2 separate regions of the Homo sapiens genome follow, and region 2 is linked to region 1. Evidence: chromatin contacts called from ENCODE Hi-C or POLR2A ChIA-PET data. All regions are on one chromosome and are shown on one strand. Each heading gives the region's core, a stretch centred on a gene start or an enhancer-like site at or near the end of the contact. The rest is flanking DNA. Distances are from core to core; before and after follow the strand shown. Region 1 has its middle 11 kb from the start of LINC01549. Region 2 has its middle 21 kb from the start of CXADR.

Region 1 (5,261 bases), core at 1,164-3,663:
CCTGGGCACAGCTAAAACCTGGGGGTTTCAATATTTTTAAATTTTATTTTATTTTATTTTGAGATGGAGTTTCACTCTGTTGCCCAGCCTGGAGTGCAGTGGCGCAATCTCCGCTCACTGCAACCTCCACCTCCTGGGTTAAAGCGATTCTCCTGCCTCGGCCTCCTGAGTAGCTGGGATTACAGGAGCCCACCACCACACCCAGCTAATTTTTGTATTTTTAGTAGAGACGGGGTTTCACCATGTTGGCCAGACTGGTCTCGAACTCCTGACCTCAGGTGATCTGCCTGCCTTGGCCTCCCAAAGTGCTAGGATTACAAGAGCGAGCCACCACGCCTGGCTGGGGGTTTCATTATTAAAGAAGGAGGAGACTGACTAATATTGTTGTATGTCTTAGCTTGGGTTCTTGCAAAGTAGAGTCTAAGGCAAGGGACTTGGATGCAGGTAGTCTATCTGCATTTACCTATTGACTGATGATATTGATCCCAGGAAGCAGAAGTGAGGTGTGAGAAGAGAGAGACAAGGAAGTGAGAAAGCCTATAAAGTGTGTGCTACTCAGTTGGAAACCATTATGGAAAAATAAGGCCCACTTACACTCGGGATCAGCTGTGGAACTTCATAGACTGTGCTTCAGCATTGTTCCACTGAAGGACAAGGAGGCTGGGGCATTAATCTGCTGACTTCCATCCACTGTTACTTACTAACTCTCCTGCACTTCCAGGCTGTGGCCTGCTTGGGTGTCCCCAAGGGACACCACAGCACCCACTGAAGGTGGGGCACTTGCAGCATGCATGCCGCTGTTCACATTAGTGCCACTAATGTCAGGTGGGCCCAAGGGATGGGGCACAGGGCATCTTAGGCAGGTGCTTCTGGGTAGAACTAACCCTTTCATTTTCCATCCACACCCTGCAGTGAGCATAATGGAGCGTGTGTCCCAGAGTTGGGTGGGGACTGGGAGAATGTTTTTAAAGCACCTGAAGCAGATACTGGCATGTAGTACGTGCCCAGTAATGTTAGTTCTCTTTCCTTCCACTTCCCCTTTGTCACCTTAACACACCACCTTAACATCTTAACAATTAAATTTATCCTATTAACATAAAACATCCTCATTAAGTTCTTCAGCCTTTCTACAGATTTAATAACTTAAGCTTTCATACTAGGGGAAAATATCTGCACATCATAGTTTTTAATTTTTTTTTTTTTGAGACGGAGTCTCCCTCTGTCGCCCAGGCTGGAGGCAGCGGCGTGATCTCTGCTCACTGCAACCACCACCTCTCAGATTCAAGTGATTCTCCTGCCTCAGCCTCCCGAGTGGCTGGGACTACAGGCACGTGCCACCACGCCCAGCTAATTTTTTATATTTTTATTAGAGACAGGGTATTCACCATGTTAGCCAGGATGGTCTTGTTTCTTGACCTCGTGATCTGCCCACCTTGGCCTCCCAAAGTGCTGGGATTACAGGCGTGAGCCACCACGGCCCAGCCAATTTTTAAATTTAATATGAAATATTTATTTCAGATTTTGTGGCCAACTAATGGCTGCACTAGACAGATGCAAAGGTAAAGTGTGTAATAGGATTACCTGAATGAAAGTCTGTATCCATAATGAGAAGACAATCTTATATGCTCTTTAATGCCTCTATTATACCCATAACTGAGAAATTTAACAATTAAAAACAATGTGCCAGGGCTTCACGAAGTCTCTGTAGGTGCATAGGCGCCGGCATAAGAGGTGGCTGCCAAGTCACATTCATTCATAAATTCTCCAAGCGTGCCTATATGAGAACAACACTGTTCTAGAGGTTGTGATTAAGATACGGTCCCTGCAAATGTCAATTTGATAGTCTGTAGGAATGGGGGAATGATTAACCACAGGAGGATAACTACAGGTGCTATAAGTCCTTATGTCACTGAAAGGTTTGGATAGAAGTGGACAGTTGGGCTCAGGTGGAGAATGAAAGAAAGAATTGAGTGATATGTAATGATTGTGTTTATCAGCTAAACAAAATGTTCACAGAGTCTTCAAGTATCTTCTTACAGGTGAATTATTTTAAATTTTATTTTAAAGCGTCATCATACATACAGCCAAGCATGGTGGCTCACACCTGTAATCCCAGCACTTTGGGAGGTTGAGGTGGGCAGATTACTTGAGTCCAGGAGTTCAAGACCAGCTTGGGCAATATGGTGAAACCATGTCTCTACAAAAAAATACAGAAATTATCCAGGCATGGTGGTACGGGCCCGTGATCTCAGCTACTCAGGAGGCTGAGGTCGGGGGTATTGCTTGAGCCAGGGAGGCAGAGGTTGCAATGAACTATGATCATGCCACCACACTTCACTGCACTCCACTGCACTCCACTGCACTCCACTGCACTCCAGCTGGGGCAACAGAGTGATATTCCGTCTTAAAAAAAGAAAAAGAAAAAGAAAAAGAAAAATCATCAAACTGTAAAATTAACTTATCAGCCAGGTGCGGTGGTTTACACCTGTAATCCCAGCACTTTGGGAGGCTGAGGCAGGCAGATCGCCTGAGGTCAGGAGTTCAGAACAGCCTGGCCAACATGGCGAAACCCTGTCTGTACTAGAAATACAAAAATTAGCCAGGTATCGTGGGCCTGTGGTCCCAGCTACTCAGGAGGCTTAGGTTGGGGGTGGATTGCTTGAGCCAGGGAGGCAGAGGTTGCAGTAAACTGTGATCGCACCAATACGCTTCGTTGCGCTCCACTGCACTCCACTGCACTCCACTGCACTCCGGCCTGGGCAACAGAGTGAGAATCTGTCTCAGGAAAAAAAAAGAAAAAAAAAGAAAAATCACTGAACTATAAAATTGACTTATTTTTTGGTGTATCATTTTATGAATTTTTTTTCCACACCTGGGATTACAGGCATGAGTCACTACACCTGGCCTTGTTTTATGAATTTTAACACAAGTATAGATTTATGTAACCACCACCACATTCAGCGTACAGGACAGTTCTATTACCTTACGACTCTTTCATGCTATGTCTTTACAGTCATACCTCCTCTAACTCCTGGCAACCACTGATCTCTTCTCTGTCACTATAGTTTTGTCTTTACAAGAAGAATGTCACATAAATGGAATCATACAGTATATCTTTTGAGGCTGGCTTAATTTTTTTGAGATGGAGTCTTGCTCTGTCTCCGGGCTGGAGGCTGGAGTGCAGTGGCTTGATCTCGGCTCACAGCAACGTCCGTCTCCCGAGTTCAAGCGATTCTCCTGCCTCAGCCTCCCATGTGTCTGAGATTATAGGCGCCCGCCACCACACCCAGCTAATTTTTTAATTTTAGTAGAGAACAGGTTTCACCATGTTAACCAGGCTGATCTTGAACTCCTGACCTCAGGTGATCCACCTGCCTCAGCCTCCCAAAGTGCTGGGATTACAGGCATGAGCCACTATGCCTGGCCAGTTTGTTCTTTTTTATTGTTCAGTGTATTCCAGTGTATGAAGGCATTGCTTTGTTTATTCATTCATCCACTGAAAGACGTTTGAATTTATTTCAGTTTCTGGCAATTATGAACAGAGCTGCTATAAAAGCAGACTACTAATTAGTCACAAAGGAAGAAAGAGATACTTTCACTGTGAAGAAGTGATTAAGCTTAACATCAGTAATAATGTGACAAACGGACGTCAGGGGAGCCTCCAGATGCGATGCACTGAGAAGGGCACATTATTCCTGTACTCTTCCTTCCAAAATGCATGGTCTGTATTTCAGCATAAGGAAATAATCAGACAAACCCAAGGCGAGAGCTGTTCTACAAAACTACTGACCACTACCCTCCAAATATGACAATGCCGCGAAAGACAGAAAGAGCAGTGAAGTGTTTCAGAGTGAAAAAGGCTAAAGACATGGCAACCGAATGCAATGTGTGACTCTAGATGGCAAAAACTTGGCTAGAAAGAATATTATTGAGAAAACAATATCAGAAAAGTAGTGTTGTATCAATGTTAAAACTTCCTGATTTTGATCACTGTATTGTGGTTATGTAAGAATATTCAAGAGAATGTCTTTGTTTTTAGATTCTTGCTGGGGTAAACAAGGATATCTGTTATTTATTTATTTATTTATTTATTTATTTATTGAGATGGAGTCTCACTCTGTCACCCAGGCTGAAGTGTAATAGTGTGATCTTGGCTCGCTGCAACCTCCGCCTCCTGGGTTCAAGCAATTCTCTCCTGCCTCAGCCTCCCAAGGAGCTGGGATTACAGGCACCCACCACCACGCCTGGCTAATTTTTGTATTTTTAGTGGAGATGAGATTTCACCAGGTTGGCCAGGCTGGTCTCGAACTCTTGACCTCAAGTAATCCACCTGCCTCAGCCTCCCAAAGTGCTGGGTTTACAGGCTTGAGCCACCATGCCTGACTAGATACCTGTAATTTATTTTCAAATGATTCAGAAAGGGAGAGAGAGGGGAAGAGAGATTGAGAACTTTGAAAAAATTAACAACTAACAAATTTCATATAGGTGTATAAATTAATTCTTGTAACTTTCTGTAGGCTTATGACTTTTCAAAACAAAAAGTTGAGGAAAAAGCAATTTTATAAAAAGAAGAGTCAGCCAGGCATGGTGGCCCACATCTGTAATCCTAACACTTTGAGAGGCTGAGGTGGGAGGATCACCTGAGCCCAGGAGTTCGAGATCAGCTGTTCCACAGTATGCTCACAAGGAAACCCCTACAAAACCTTTAACTCCTTAGATGATGTTTGGTTGGACTTTGTTGGGAAAAAAGTCATATATAGAGGCTAGTTTCAAATTTATCTTTTCATATTTTATGCTTCCTCTTATTATTTCTCCCAGCATCTATGTGTGATGATGTGTGGAAGAGGAGATGGACAAGACTAAAGGAAATTATCCAGGTCCCCACTGACAGTGCTAAGTGACACGTGGGCCATGGCAGAATGTGGAGAAACAGCTGGGAACAGAGAACTCCACAACAAACCTGCAATGGGTCTTTTCCTAAATATATTAGTGATAGGTGGCCCTAAAAGTGGAGAGAAACACTGGCTCAGGTAAGTCAAATTAAAAAAAAAAAACTGGTTTGGTGGTTTGGTACCTCTCAGAGGTAAGGAAATGATAGTATAGAAACTTGGTAAGTTTAAACCAGATATAATGGGCAGGTGTATAGGTTCTGAACTTCTAAAATTGAATGCTTCTGTAATGTTTGGGGAAGCTTGGAGAGCCTATAGGCAGAGGATCAGTTTTGAGGTGATTGCTGTGATCTAGGTATGAAATGGTGAAAG
Region 2 (5,261 bases), core at 1,066-3,565, 64 kb before region 1:
GGTCTCAGGCGATCCTCCCACTTCAGCCTCCTGAGTAGCCGGGACTATAGGCATGTGCCTCCACACCCAACTAATTTTTGTATTTTTTGTAGAAATTAGGTTTTGCCCTGTTTCCTAGGCTGGTCTCAAACTCCTGGGCCCAAGTGATCTGCCCACCTCAGCCCCACAAAGTGCTAGGATTACAGCCATGAGCCACTGCACCCAGCCTATAAATGCATATGTGTACATGACTTTGTATTCAATTTACTGGGATTTCCACCTGAAGTGGCAAAGAGTCTGTGTCTTTGAGGATTTATGCTGATCTATGGAAAAATTGTACTTTGTCTTAGCATATTAGAAGTTGATATGGTTTGGATGTCTGTCTCCTCCAAATCTCATGTTCATGTTGAGATGTAATCGCCCGTGTTGAAGGTGGGGCCTAGTGGGAGGTGATTGGATCGTTGGGGAAGATCCCTCATGAATGGATTAATGCCCTTCCCTTGGTAATAAGTGAGTTCTCACTCAGTTCAAGCGAGAGCTGGTTGTTTAAAGGAGCCTGGTTCCTCCTCTCTCTCTTTCTCCCTCTCTCACCATGTGATGTGCCACCTCTGCCTTCACCTTTGGCCATAACTGTAAGCTTCCTGGGACCCTCACCTGAAATAGATGCTGGCATCATGCTTCCTGAATAGCCTGCAGAGCCATAAGCCAGAATAAACCAGCTTTCTTTATAAATTACCCAGCCTCAGGTATTTCTTTATAGCAATGCAAAAACAGGCTAATACAGAAGGTGAGTACAGGGTGTTTGGGGCCAGCCAGGAATTATCAACCCTGGACAGAAGGTATCATGAGATCCAAATGATAGACTCCATGTTTACATTGAAACACTGTTTTTGATGGAAGAATGGATGACGTTTTTAGCAGGCCTCAGAGGTGTGAAGGAGAGAGACCCAGGTGTTCACGTGGCAGGTGGTAGAAAACTAAAATATCACTGGAAAAGTTTTATGCCGGAGAAAGCCCTAGAGACTGAAGAATAGTATCTTTCATCATTGTGTAAATTGTGAACCCTGCTCTGATACTGGTAAGGCCATCTAAAATTTCTGTGGGAATAGCACAACTTCTATGTTATTTTAGTTTATTTCTTTTTTGAGTAGGTGATGCAATTATGTGGCTCCAACTTCAGTAGAGGATTTAAAAGTAAACAATTGTAGCCGAGCACAGTGGCTGACGTCTGTAATCCCAGCACTTTGGGAGGCCAAGGCAGGTGGATCACTTGAGGTCAGGAGTTCCAGACCAGTCAGGGAAACATGGCAAAACCCTGTCTCTACTTTAAAAAAAAAAAAAAAAGGAAAAAATCTTTTCTTATGCCTGACTGTCAGTCACCTAGACTTTCTCTAGAAGCAATAACAGTTATCAGTTTGTAGCATAGTAGTATGGATGGCCATGGGAGGAAGATTCCCAGTACCTAGTAAAATGAACCATTATTGGGAAACAATACCTGCAAGTGCTATGATGTCATCATGACCTTGGAACAAAGGCAGCATCATAAAACCAGTAAATACAGTCCACTGTACCTGCCCAGGTAAAGCAGGAGGCTTTTTGGTTTACTGGTAAGATTTCTGGGCTGGCGTACGCCTTGCCTGTTGCAGCATGCAGATGTTCTCTGTGTGGTGGCTTGGGAATCACTGGACATTGTTTGTGGCTTGGCTGTATCTTAACACCTAATGACCCACTGGTGGGGATTATGGTACTAGGTCCCTGGGTTCTGGTATACCCTCATGGGCTAGACAGGCAGGAGTCTGGTTCAACTGCATAGATAAAACCTTTTTTAAATCAGGTGCTGGTTAAGGGAGATATCATAAAACAACCTTTGAAGATACAAGAATTCTGTGTTTTTGTTTCTCAAGAGGACCTGCTAATCCTGTCAGAGACCAATTAGTGGTTAGTAAGTGAAGGAGAATTTCTCACTCTCTTGAAGGAGAATTCCTCACTCCCTTAAAGGAAAATAAGTGGTGGCAAAGTGTTTGGCCTACGTTGTTCCCATGTGGTGCCTGCGTCACCAGAGGTGAGCAGTGGGAGATCGGAGCTATGGCTTATGTACTAGAAGTTCTAATTTGAGGGTTCGAGGCATCTAGGTATTTCAGAAAATTAAGCTAGAAAATACTTGAATTTTTTTCTATTTCTTGACTGATTAAATTACAGTAAAAAACAAAAACAAAACAAAACAAAAAAAAACACCCACACAAGAATCAGGAGGAATAACTATCCATGATTCAGCTTCTTGTAACGGTCCGTGATTCAGCTTCTTGATAATCTGCCAGTGCTTGTGGTTCCTGGTAAGTCTGTTTTAACCACAGCCTGACTTCCCCTAAGTACCACCACCAAGTCCCTAAGGCCGACCTGATGGCCGAGGAGTTTTAGCCTTTGGTTAGGAACATGAGCGTGTGTGCTTGTGTGTGTGTACCAAGTTTGATAGTTCTGAGTTATTTAGAAAGAAATGTACACACCGGAATAGAAAGAGAGATTATCAACAAATGTTAGTTCTGGTCTTTCTAGAAACTGATGTCAAGACAGGATTTGAAGTGTGAGAAATTTCTTGGAGAAAACACTTGTGAAGGAAAATTGAGCAGAAAAAAGGAGGGTTGAGAGAGCTTCAGATGCAATGCTGATCTCATCCCTGGGATGGAGAGAGGGCAGGAAGGAAGAATGAGTAGGATGTCTTAGACTGCAGTGCAGTTCTAAGAAAGTTTTGTCCAGGTTGATGCGGAATCCTCAAGCCAGAATCACCAGGTGAAAAATGGGTCTGCCTTTGTTTCCCTGCCACACTTGGTCCCTGGCCAGGAGCAGCCCATTGGAAGCTTAACCTCAGTACCCACGCATAGGGGATACACAGCACAACACATGGGGTTGTCCCACGGGATCTGCGCAAACAGGGCTGCTTTTACAATTTTGCATATCTGCAATAAATTTTTGTAGGAGTTTGGAGTATTTTAGGATGGTAGAGGCGGTGAAATGAAATTGCAGTAACAATAGCCATAATAATCTGCATTTATACATGCACCAAGCCTTTCCTAAGAACTACACATGTATGAAATCATGTAATGCTTACAGTAGCATTGGGAATTGATCCTTTACGCAGGGTTTTCTCAATTTCAAATGACAGAAATTCAGCTAAAATTAACTTAAGTAAAAATAAAATGTATAGAAATTATCTGCTCATGTAATAACCAGAATGTCTCAGAGCTGGGATTAGAGGGAGGCCAAGTAAGGTAAACTCATGTAAGTGCAGACTAAGATCCTGTTTTCATTTAAAAATTAGCCAGGCATGGTGGCTCATGCCTGTAATCCCAGCACTTTGGGAGGCTGAGGTGGACGGATCACAAGGTCAGGAGTTCGAGACCATCCTGGCCAACATAGTGAAACCCCATCAGTACTAAAAATATAAAAAATTAGCCCGACGTGGTGGTGGGCACCTGTAATCTCAGCTACTCAGGAGTCTGAGGCAGGAGAATTGCTTGAACCCAGGAGGTGGAGGTTGCAGTGAGCCAATATCGCACATGACACTCCAGCCTAGGCCACAATGCGAGACTCCATCTCAAAAAAAAAAAAAAAAAATTAGTATTTGACCCAGCAATCCCATTACTGGGTATATACCCAAAGGAATACAAATCATTCAATTATAAAGATACATGCATGCATATATTCATTGCAGCACTATTCACAATAGCAAAGACTTGGAACCAACCCAAATGTCCATCAATGATAGATTGGATAAAGAAAATGTGGTACATATGCATCATGGAATACTATGCAGCCATAAAAAGGAACGAGATCATGTCCTTTGCAGGGATGTGGGTGAAGCTGGAAGCCTCCTCCTCAGCAAATTAACACAGGAACAGAAAACCAAACACTGCATGTTCTCACTTGTGAGTGGGAGCTGAACAATGAGAACACATGGATACAGGGAGGGGAACTACACACACTGGGGCGTGTCAAGGGAGGGTGAGTTTTGGGGGAGAACATTAGGGAAAAGAGCTAATGCATCCTGGGCTTAATACCTAGGTGGTGGGTTGTTAGGTGCAGCAAACCACCGTGGAACACATTTACCTATGTAACAAACCTGCACATGTACCCCGGAACTTAATAATAATAATATATATTTTTTAATTAGTACTTTTGGGCCAGGCGTGGTGGTTCATGCCTGTAATCTCAGCACTTTGGGAGGCCGAGGCAGTCAGATCACCTGAGCTCAGGAGTTCGAGACCAGCCTGGTCAACAGGGCAAAACCCCATCTCTACTAAAAATACAAAAAAATTAGCCAGGCATGGTGGTGCATGCCTGTAATCCAGCTACTCTGGATTCTGAGGCAGGAGAATTACTGGAACCCAGGAGGCAGAGGTTACAGTGAGCCGAGATTGCGCCACTGCACTCCAGCCTGGGTGACAGAGAGGCAAGACTCTGTCTAAAAAAAAATAAATAAATGAAATAAATAAACAAATAATGGTGTTTTTTTCCTTGTGGATTTTTTGGGCATTAATTTTGATTCTTAAAAGTATTATTGGAAATATTTTCTATGTTCATGTTCTGACAAATAGGAGGGAATAATATATTTTATTGAAATAAAGAATTAAAATATTTTTATTATAAAAAAGAAAATACTGTATTTTCTTTTATTACTGAGGTTTCTTTGCATCCCTTTAAAATTTGCCCCTCAAATTAATGCCTCGCTTACTTCACCCTAGTCCTGGCCCTGCTTCAGGCCTAGCTGAATCCAGAAGTTCAAATGATCACATCATGACTCAGTTCCTTTGGCTCTGCTTGTATTTGGTTTGGCTCTATGTTAGGCAGGTGCTTTCTACATGTGGCTTTTAATACTCACAGTCTTAGATGTAGAGAGGCTGTTTCTCTTCTAAGTGCACCGCTTACTGATCTTTGAAAAAATATTCTGCTTGAATCCATCTGAAACATATGATACTCTGGAAGAATTTTTGAACGATAGGGTACCCTCCAATCCAGGAAGATGTGGAGTTTCTGGATTAATCTTCTTTCCTTTCTTTTTGGAAACTCAATTTTTTTTTAAAAAATCATGTTTATAGTTTTTAAAATTCTCATTAGAAGGTAGAAATAGTTTTATCAATGACTAAGTTTTCATATTGACTAGGCAAAAAATACAAAATGTCCTTCATTGAGGCAGCTTTTTATGAAATGTTAATATTTTTCTCTTTGTGAAATAATACATCAAGAACATCTGTTAAATGGGAAAAAAGTAAGTTACAAAACTTTAT

Evidence for each region. A loop is a pair of places that touch in the nucleus more often than their neighbours do. ChIA-PET counts read pairs that join two places held with the same protein, here RNA polymerase II (POLR2A). Pooled maps may share reads with other maps.
Region 2: a map of posterior vena cava shows a loop between it and region 1 (3-fold over the local background). The contact joins two enhancer-like sites. A Hi-C loop is called at or near these places in 2 of 168 maps with a recorded cell type or tissue (endothelial cell of hepatic sinusoid and posterior vena cava), 4 of 37 single-sample maps with no recorded cell type and 3 of 50 pooled maps. POLR2A ChIA-PET finds 5 or more read pairs at or near these places in 4 of 52 experiments (H1, HEK293, OCI-LY7 and 1 more).

Annotation. Positions count from the first base shown.
Region 1 is chr21:17,425,748-17,431,008 of GRCh38, reverse strand. No RefSeq gene overlaps it. Among named protein-coding and RNA genes, the nearest start is that of LINC01549, 11 kb to the left of the region's middle. Within about 2 kb of position 2,413, at least 3 of the 41 ENCODE cell types and tissues checked have a DNase peak (open chromatin) inside an H3K27ac peak, as active enhancers do.
Region 2 is chr21:17,489,290-17,494,550 of GRCh38, reverse strand. No RefSeq gene overlaps it. Among named protein-coding and RNA genes, the nearest start is that of CXADR, 21 kb to the left of the region's middle. Within about 2 kb of position 2,315, at least 5 of the 41 ENCODE cell types and tissues checked have a DNase peak (open chromatin) inside an H3K27ac peak, as active enhancers do.